Linked DNA regions of Mus musculus: region 2 is linked to region 1. The links are chromatin loops, found by intact Hi-C in ENCODE. Cell type or tissue: heart. All regions are shown on one strand.

What was found. A loop is a pair of places that touch in the nucleus more often than their neighbours do. Peaks named below come from ENCODE experiments on the same cell type or tissue, not always from the same donor. Only the 100,000 strongest peaks of a DNase experiment are listed, where the experiment ranks them.
Region 2: a loop joins it to region 1, with 1.9 times the contacts of the local background. A loop is called at or near these places in 3 of 42 quality-filtered maps.

What each region holds. Positions count from the first base shown.
Region 1 is chr2:135,913,579-135,918,578 of GRCm38, reverse strand. All of the region lies in intron 7 of Plcb4 (phospholipase C, beta 4), which reads right to left. Among named protein-coding and RNA genes, the nearest start is that of Gm14210, 100 kb to the right of the region's middle. In heart, no CTCF peak of the experiment used is centred here; DNase peaks (open chromatin) are centred at 1,388 and 2,418; H3K27ac peaks cover 1,413 bases.
Region 2 is chr2:135,825,383-135,830,382 of GRCm38, reverse strand. The region is part of intron 3 of Plcb4 (phospholipase C, beta 4); the gene reads right to left. Among named protein-coding and RNA genes, the nearest start is that of Gm14210, 15 kb to the right of the region's middle. In heart, no CTCF peak of the experiment used is centred here; no DNase peak of the experiment used is centred here.

The sequences.
Region 1 (5,000 bases):
ATCTTGGCACAATGATTTTTTTTTTTTTTGCCTTGGTGACTCTGACACTGGCTCCTGCTGTACCCTGACCATACTTTGACCCCCATGGTCTTACCATACAATAATCTCCTGAGAAGGTAAAGCATCCAAGGCATTCTTTGCTGAGCACAAGTCATGACCTTTCAGCACCTCCATAGACTCTTCAGTATGCAATGAGGCTTGGCACTCAAAGCTAGCTACGATCCTTGCCAAACAGAGAAACGTAAACGCTCACTCCAGTCTTCCCATGGGATCTAACACTTTGGCACGAAAATGCCAACTGCTAGTTTTGGAAGCATGAAACTCTCGAGCACACACACACACACACACACACACACACACACACACACACACACACACAGAGAGAGAGAGAGAGAGAGAGAGACTCCTCTCACATCCTTCCCCCTGAAACACAGACACACAGACACACACAGACACACACACACAGATGCATAGCATAAACACACACCTTCTCCCACACACAGATACATGCATACACCCTACACACACATGCACACAGATCCACACACATCCTCTATGCTCGTTATGTTTGAGCCTCACTGTGAGGCAAGGTAACGAAGAGACTTAATGAATATTGAGGGTGGGGAGAGAGGTTCAGATGCACCAGCCAGCTGCCTAAGGCGGCAAGCACAGCTCACCCCAGCAGGCGAATGCCCCTTCTCCTAGATCTCCATAGGACGGTGGGATATTAAGGCTACTGGTGGACCGTTTTCCCATAGCCACACTTTCCAGGGTGCAGCACAATCATGTGGAGGGCAAATCGGATCACCAGAACATGGGTTGCTGATTGAGAAGGCCCAAGGTTGGGCCTGGACATGACTTTGAAGCTCTGTGGGAGGTGCGAGGGCTCTGGGAGCCGCTAGCCTATACTCTGAAAATTGAGACCATTGTAATGTTTGGGGGTCTAGCTCAGTGGTAGAACATTTGCCTAGAATACACAAGACCCTGGGCATATCATACCCAAACTAACACAAACTACTGTATGAAAGGATTTTAAAATGGGGTCCTGTGAAGCCAGTGTGAGCTTTCTAGAGTCACAGACCCTGGTTTACCCCAGGTGCCTTTCTTTGCTCTGCCTTGGTGAACTCATGTTCAGGCTGGGAGGGCAGGGAGCTGCATTTGTCTACTTGTATGCTCTAGTTACCTTAACACTTGTGGGCTTGAAAATTGGTGACTTGGGTTTAGGTCTACCTGTTGAAACTTTCCTAGGTTCTTTATCTAGATTTCTCACTATCAGGCAAGAAGGGGCCCGAGAACTGGCACCTCTAGAAGACCCTGGCTGAAGCTCAGTCTGATCCCTTGAAGTTCCTCAGTGCTTGGCCATCCACGCAGGAACTCCACTGAGGTCTTTGAGGTCATGGAGGATGTTAGCAGAGCCAACAGAAGGAAGCGAGATCTGCTTTTGTTTTCCCAGTGAAACAAAGAGTAAATCCCTTCCTTCTCCAGGAACCTCTGTAGTTAGTCAACATAATCCAAGTGCAAGCAAGGAGCCTTTAACATTCAACTCAGTTTCTTAAAATGATACTGTATTGCCTGCAATAAATCACACACCCTATTATCATTTTTGAACCCCAAAAAAGAACACATTACTTTTCATAACTTAATTTCTGCAGTAATTAGTCTAGTGCCTATTTGGTAACTTAGTCACAAAGTATAATTTACGAAGTTCTCCCAATATTGACAACCTGAAGAAAGTATAATGAGCGGGATGGAAATTGCCTGAACTCAGTTCCAATCTCTGCATTTTGAACCTCACAATAACAGCTTATTTCTATAATCAAAGGAAAATTCGAGTTGCTATAAAATAGCAGATTTATGTGTGGAAGCATTGAATGTGGGATGTGCTTGAGCCTGGCGCACAGCACAGTGACTGGGGTTGCACTGTGCAGCACCAGCTGTAACTGACATCTGAACTCCTATTTGCTGGAGATGGAAACCCTCCTGAGCTAGCTGCCTTCTGAGAATCAAACAAAGAAACAAAAACAAACCAGAGTTGGTTTTCTAAGTAAATAAGATGTAAGCGTGCTAACTAAGTAATTTGCATAGCCTATGATAAAATAATAAGCAGAGGGATGAAGATGGTTCAGGGAGGAGGAATCAGGGAGGAAGAATAAAAAGCTTAATTACAGTTTCTTGGAAAAAGGGCCAAAGCTTTCAGCATGAGGTTGCTTCTTCTCAAGTGTTTCTAGCTACAGGACAGAGAAGACACACCTTTTACCCAGCAGCACCCTGGGGTTGGGATAAAGGTGGCAGCAACTTGTTAGCATTTCTTTTTTAACAGAGGGCTTTTCAGGAGAGGAAAGGAAAGCGACATTTTTCTAAGTGGAGGGACAGGAAGTATTGAGGTAAGCAGGCTACGGTGATCCTGATTGGGAGGAAGCCAAGAGAACAGCATCGAAACCTCCCGTCCTGTCATGGACTCTCAGTGGCAGCAATCTCATTACATCCTGAAAAATGACTCTAAAAATAACACCCCGGGATTATAGATCATTCCGTTCCCCTTGGACTGCCATCAAATCACATTTTCTCAGCCTGCTTGTCAAGTACCGTTTTCCCTAGCTCCTCCTCAGCGAGTCTGTATAAAATCGAAGTGTACAACACCGAGCTGATACAGTGGCACCCCCTTACCCTTATTTCACTGTCAATGATATTAGTGGCTCATGTCTGAAAATATTAAATGAAAATGGATGAAGCAAGCTACTCATAAGTTATAACTTGCACACCCTCTGGTAGCAGAATCAAATCCCATATTGTCCTGCTCTAAACAACTGGGATGTACCGCCCTCTTGTTGGGCACTCAGCGCTACCTCATTATCAGATGGGCTGTGCTCAAATAAGTCCCTATTTTACTTAATAATGTCCTCATGCATAACTGTACTGATGTTGGCAATTCTATCACAATCTATTGTTCACAATTCACTATGTATTGCGACTTCCTTTAACATAAATTAAACCTAATCAGATGTATTTACAGGAAGAAGAAACAATGGAGAAGTGCATGCGGAGCTTGGTACCATTTGTGGTTTTAGGAATTCACTGTGGGATACTGGAACCCATTTCCCAAAAATTAGGGCAAGACTACTGTCATCTTAACCAGCTGGGTTAGGATATATTAGCCTGGCCAGCATAGCTGTCTTCAGTAAGCATGCGTTTATTGAGCACTTTCAAAAGGCTGGAAACTGTTCTGGAAAGAAGAACGAATGGGGAAGGGCTGAAGTGTGTTGAGAGGACAGGAGCTGCAGTAGGTAGTGAATAGTCCAGTAGGGATGGAAAGAGAACCAGGGAAAAAAAACAGGGAAACAAACAAACAAACAACAAACGTAAAACCTTCCTTTATAACAGGGGAAAGAGCAAACGGCCAGCATATCCACAGAGATCTGACAGAAACATGGCTGAGGAAAACGGAGGTGAAGGCAGGCAGGGAAGCAGATGAGGCTGGATTTCATAGAGACTTGGAGGCCTTAGAGCATCCCACGTGATGAAAGCCCCTGATCTGAAGAGGCTTATCTTCAGCTGCTATTCTGAGAATGGACTATAAGGGGCAAGGTCAAGATGAAGACATGAGAGGGGAGGAGGTGGGGGGGGGAAGGAGGGGAGGGCAGGGGAGGGGTGGGGAAGGGTGGGGAGGGGAGGGGAGGGGAGGGGAGGAGAAGAACAGGAGAGAAGAGGAGATATAGTTTTGGTCAGGACCACAGCACACAACAGTGGCAGTAAGAAGCAATTGTGCTCTGGATATACTGCAGAGACGAAAGTTGAATAATATAAGGGATGGTTGGGGGTGTGACAGGGAGGTGTGGGTGGTCTTGGCAGAGCGGCTGAGAGGAGGACAGCAGGTGAAAAGTTTGGCCACCACCTTATTCAGGATACCATATAAGGGAGGAGAAGTGGAGTCAAGCACAAGCCTAAATCAGTGGCGAGTGGCAAGGCTAGGCTGTTTACATGGCAGAGAGCAGCTGGAGACCGCACAAGCTGAGCTTCCAGGATGTCTTATATAAGACTTGCATCTCTGGAAAAAACACAGCCACATTTTCACAGTCAAATGACTAGAAAACACTTTATAAGGATTTGCAACCTGAACTTGGAGAAAGTTGAATCATCTGGGCTTTACTGACTCACCAAACAGCCATGTAAAATGAGGCATGTACACACACACACACACACAGACACACACACATATTGCAGACACTCTTTGAAAACAATTTGAAGGACTCGCTCAGAGTCAGAAAATTTCTCTTGAGTTAAATTCGGTCCTTCTGGAGTCTGGATGAATAGAAAGTTGGCTTCGCCTAAATGTTTGGAGAAGTGAGTTTTTCAGAACAATCAGACTGTTCTGTAGCATAATAGTCTAGGAGTTCGGAGGAGATTCAAGCACTTCAATAATCAAATGCAGTGCTGGAAACTCTCTTCCTGTTTCCCTCCTTGGTCAGAGAAAGAAATGTGGAATGCTCCTAAGACATTCAAAGCCCTTGGATACCCAGACACTAAACTCAATCTCCAGGCCACATGTTGATATAGATAGTAAATTCTTTTGCCCCAAATTTGGAGGCTTACAACAAAAGACTTCTATTAATTTTCAAACCTGTGCATGTCGGTTATAATAAAACATTACATAAACAAATGAAAGCCTAGTGAAAAGAAAAAGGCCTGCTGCTAGTAGAGTTGGATATTCTAGAGCAATCCTTTTAAAGGTAGGCTGCTATTTGTTTCCTCCAGATGCTGTCCATGTGCTAGTCTGCACAGCACTAGACAAGCGATAGGTTAAGGGAAGTCACAGAGCTATGAAATGTGGGCTTAATAGCAGCCCGTTCCTTAATGGCTGGGGTATATATAACAAGCTCCATGACATCCCACCAACAGATGACATGTAATGTCTGCAGCTCAGCCATTGAGAGAACGGCCAGAAAGCAAAGCACAAGTAGTTTCTTTCAGCCAAAGCACTCAAGATCTCTACAGATTAATAT
Region 2 (5,000 bases), 88 kb after region 1:
CTAATTCCCAGCCTTGGTCACTTGGCTTGTTTCAAAAGTGAACTTCTTGGGGCTGAAGAGCTGCATCAGTGGTTAAGAGCACTCGTTGCTCTTCGAGAAGACCTGGCTTGCATTCCCAGGAGGCACATGGTGGTTCACAACGTTGTAACTCTAGTTCCTGATTATTCAACCACTTCTGGCCATCATACATACTGTATATTTGTGGTATAAATATATACATGTAGGAAAAACATCAACGCATATAAATAAAAATAAATAAATGAAAAATAATAAAAGAACCCTCTTACTGTCTCTTTGCCCCTCGTAAAATCCTATGTCTATCATATGAACAGGCCTGGAATAGAATAGCATTCTGCAAGAAGAGAAGTCAAGGCTTACTGCCCCGCCTACAGCCTATCCAAATCCTCAGGTTTGAAAGAGGTGGCTGTCTCAGATGAAGCAGATATTAAGAAAGGCACTGACTGGCATGCAGAGAGCTAGCTGAATCAGTCTGGCTGCTGCACTTCACAACTAACCAGAGCCCTCACAAACTTAGGAAGAACAATGGGAACGCCCTGTCCAAGTCCAGTGACAGAGGTACTACAGTACATTTTCCTTCCCTGAAGAAAAGTAACAACCATTGCTGACAGTGTTACGGCTCTCCTGGACTGAGTGCACACTACGCTGCAGGTTCAGAATGCTGCTTCACTTTAGAGAAAAGTTAAACGTTTCGGCAACGTGACAAGAATTTACTTAAACAGTCACTTTAGTAATTAATTCAGGTGCTGAGGAGACTGTTCTAGTACCAACCTGAGGCGTCTTACATGAGGTTTCAATTGAGTGTAGTCAGAAACTCTGCACTGTATATGGCCAGTATTAGCTCCTCTTCAGTGTGCCAGAAATCATTTGATTTCCATCTTTGAAATTTAAAAGTGCCCGATCTCAATTGGATTCCTAACTGTGATTAAACTGGTTGTAAGATTAAAATTTTTCCATGACTCCATTTCCTTACTAGTGGAACTAAATGGACTTGGAGTTCAAGTTTCTTGAAAATATTTTGGAAATGTCATTTTGTTCTCCGTGACATTATATGGCATTCTTTTATAGCATTTTAATTGAATTCAATTTGCAATGGGAAATGAATACAATTCTCTTGGGGGTTTCTGGAAAATGTGGGAAAGTTCATCTCAGAAGAGAAAAAGGAAAGCTTCGTAACTAGACTCAGTGGTAGCACAGAGCGACACCCCTGTAAGTTCAAGCTAACACCTTAAGGTGAAAGGTCACAGCCGGGGATGGGGCATGATTGCTCACAAGGGACAATTCTTCATCTATAAGACAATATACTTCCACTCAACACCAGTTTTCAGCTTTAACAACCTCGAAGTGCCCATGACACAAAGATTTCAGTCCTTCACAAGATAACAATACTTAAGAGTATGTTTCTGTTCTCATATTTCACATGAATAAATTCAACGAACAAGAACATATGACATAATTATTAATCGGAACTTTAATTTCATAGATGAGAAAATTAAGGAGTAAACTGGTCTAAGATCACACTTTTAGGAATGGCGGAGGCTCAGAACCTTGGAGGCTCAAGCCCCTCCAAAACATCCCTTCCAGACCTCTGCTTTACTTCCTGAAAGCCAAGCTCCAGACAATCTCAAGCTTGAAAAACAACTTGAAAGGCTGTGAACTTCCGTTTTTATAATGCAAATATTACACATCCAGATAGTTTTGGCAGTCAGCCCCTCCAACCTCCCACTGGGCAAGGTCTCTCTCAGCTGGTCTGACAAGGTGGTTTCAGCCAAGCTACCTTCCAATCACAGGAGGCTTCTAAATACATCTGAAGGATCACATGTGAGGATCACAAAACTTGCTCAGAACCCACACAGAAGTTCCTTATGGCAGGAAGCCTTGCCTTGTCATAAGAAACAGGTCTTCTAGGTTAATCTGAGCAGCCATAAGGAATGGCTCAGCAGCATTCCCCTTAAATAAAAATTTCTAATTTCATCTCACCTTTGGTATCCTCTCTGGGATCATCAAGTCAAAGTTTAACCTTTCTTTCTAGAATTTCTAGTCCATTAAAGACTTAGATTGTTCTTTGACTTGACTCTAAATTTTTGACATCTCTTACTAGGGATATGGTAAAGAGAAAAAAAAAAAGAAAAAGCATGACACCAGTTAAAATTCCTTTTCAGATCAACAACAAATCTGGAAAGCAAATGTGCTTTATAAAAAGTAATTTGGTCACTGATAATACAAAATTCAAATATAACTGGAAACCTTGTGCTTATTCTAAAGTTGTTTAGCAAACCAGAACAACAATAACAACAACAACAACAAGAACAAAAACTCTCTAGGTTTGTCAAAACCCATATAATTCTAATTCAGATCTCAAAAACGCTACATGCACAGGAATTAAGGTGAGACTGCTAGGTTCCAACCCCAGAGTTCCTGCTCCGTGGGGCCTAATGGAGGTGGGGATGCTAAGAACATGGATTTGTAGTAGACCTTGCAGATGCTACTCATGTGGGGACCTACTATGGCAGCCTAACTTAGCCACACAGCATGTGGAAGAAGTAGCCCAACTCCATTAGAAAAGCCAGTCCTGCTGATCACGCCCACCGACAAGCAGGTAAGGCACGCCTATGTTCACTGAATGTCAAGTTCCATTATCTCCGAAAAAGCCTGGACTTCACAGGGGGATCACAGGTACCGGTTCTCTTGAAGATCAGGTGGATTATCACCTTTAAGCAATTTTGTCCTGTGGCCCACAACTCACCTCTGAGTTTTCGTTTCTACTGAGAGAACCTGTCCATGGTTCTTGGGAAGAAGCTTGGAGAAGGATTCCACCCCAAGTGCAGTTCCGTAAAGCGCATCTCCTCAGAATGGCAATTACTGTTGAACCTCTGAATTGTCTTCAACCTGCACCAAGGGTCTGCCAAGCTCCTCAAGCACAAGAGTGTATGGAAAGTGTGGGCTGCATCTGCTGCCTTCGGCTAGCAGCCTCCCTCGCCCTCTCTCCTGTACCTAACTCTCTTCCCACTGAGACTTAAACTTGGGTCATCAGGGCCTCTGCATGTTTCTATCCCTTCTCTTGTAACCTTGTTCATATGCCATGAAGTTCAGCATTAAGTTGATAAAACAGGAGAGACAACATGGTACAGGGCTGAGTCATCTCAGGCTAGCCAACCCCCTACTGATGCTCTAGCTGACTGCAAGTGCACAGGGAAGCACAAGAGAGCAGAGCCAAAAGCAGCAGAAAAGCTCAGCTGATGTAGAAATTTGTGAACAAAAGTAAGAGTTTTCAGTTACAAACCAGGGCTCCAGGCTCTAGAATCTAGACTGGAGCTGGTATAGCATCTTCATGGCCATAGATAACTTAGTCCTGGCATTACAGCCCTGTATTAGCCCAACTCTGAATCTACTGACGGTGTCAGAATGGTACCCATATGCCTTGTTCCTACCAAGGTTCTCTCTCTAGGGAAAGAACTAACTCATTTTAGGTTCCCCCTCCCAGCTTTGCCCTTGGCGCATGGCTACCCAATTCTGAGACTACTCTAGGTATCTGTTGACTCATCTGCCACAGCCCTGTCTTGAACAACTGTGTGCAGTGTTGAACCACACTAATCAAGTGCTTTCGTTTCCTTTTATTTTTTCATGCATGGCCAATTTTGTTTCTCATTTTGCTTTTGCTTCAGTGGGTTTCAAGTATTAAAGGTTTTGAATTATATGTGTGCTGCTACTGTTTGCAAAGAGAAAAATAAAAACATGATTGACAGACCGACATGCCGACTCCAGCTTCCCTGACAGCAGGAAATGCAGAGGGGATATGCATGAGGGCAAGATGAGCAGACAGAGGGGAGGGTGTCTGCTTTCACTGCAGCCAAAAATCATTGCTGGTATCAAGAAAGGCAGACAAGTGTCATTCAAGGAAACACCACCCTTGTAGTGAAATAATAAGCCTAAAACCAGGAGAAATTTCTTAATTTTTCATTTAATTACTATTTTGCTTATGTCTCACAGAAAACTGCCTGTGTCTGAGTATTTCTGAATATTTCTTTTATGGGTTATTCTCTTTCCTTCCATAAGCAGATGAGAAGGGAAATAGAGGATGCCTTCTGGCTGTTCCAGCAGATTTCTGTGAATTCAACAACACTTGGCCACCAAAAGGACACGCAGTAACAAAAATGACGTGTACCGGTCCATCAGAGCAGACAATAAAGGAAGAAGATGATGGCCAGGCAGGCTTGTTGGGTAGAATTCATATTTTTTTGGTTACCCTGACTCTCTTAGCATTCTGTGAGGACCTCAACAAAACAAAAATATAATTAATTAGTCAGAGAAGTGATCAGCCATGCAAAAGAAGAGAAAGTGTCAACAGCAGACAAGAATAGAAGTCAGAGACAGAAAATCAGGGGTGATACATGCTACAGAGCAGTATCACAAAGCAAGAAACACAGTAGACCAGAAACTGGCTGCAGTAGGTGGCCCTGGCTGCAGCTGGCAATATAACAAGAAAGAGCTTAGAGACTACTCCATTATGCTTATTGGACAGCAAATGTGTAAACGCTGGGGTAATACAGCCATGCACACTGGGCATGCCAGGGCTCAAGTCCTTGACTGTTCAGACACCACGCAGAATAGAAGGGCCAGCCAGATAGAAAAGAAGCAGAGAAACATAGTATTCTTAAGGGTATATTGTGGGCTTTACAGAACAATATTCTGCCAAGTCACTGAGCACACAACTGCAAAGCATATCTTTGGGGACACTTCCTGACAAGTTTGTTCCAAGAGCACAGTCATAGTCAGTCCTCTGAACCATATCCCCAAGAAGCCGAGCACACAGGCATTGTTGAGCTCCCTGGTTTCTTATCATTAAAATCACACACCTTTTCTTTAAATGCAGGGTCTCACTGTGTAGCTCTGGCTTGTCTGGAACTCACTATGTAGGGTTAAATATTCATGAAATATCCATTTGCTAAATAGCTCCACCATCCACCTGGTCAATATTAGAA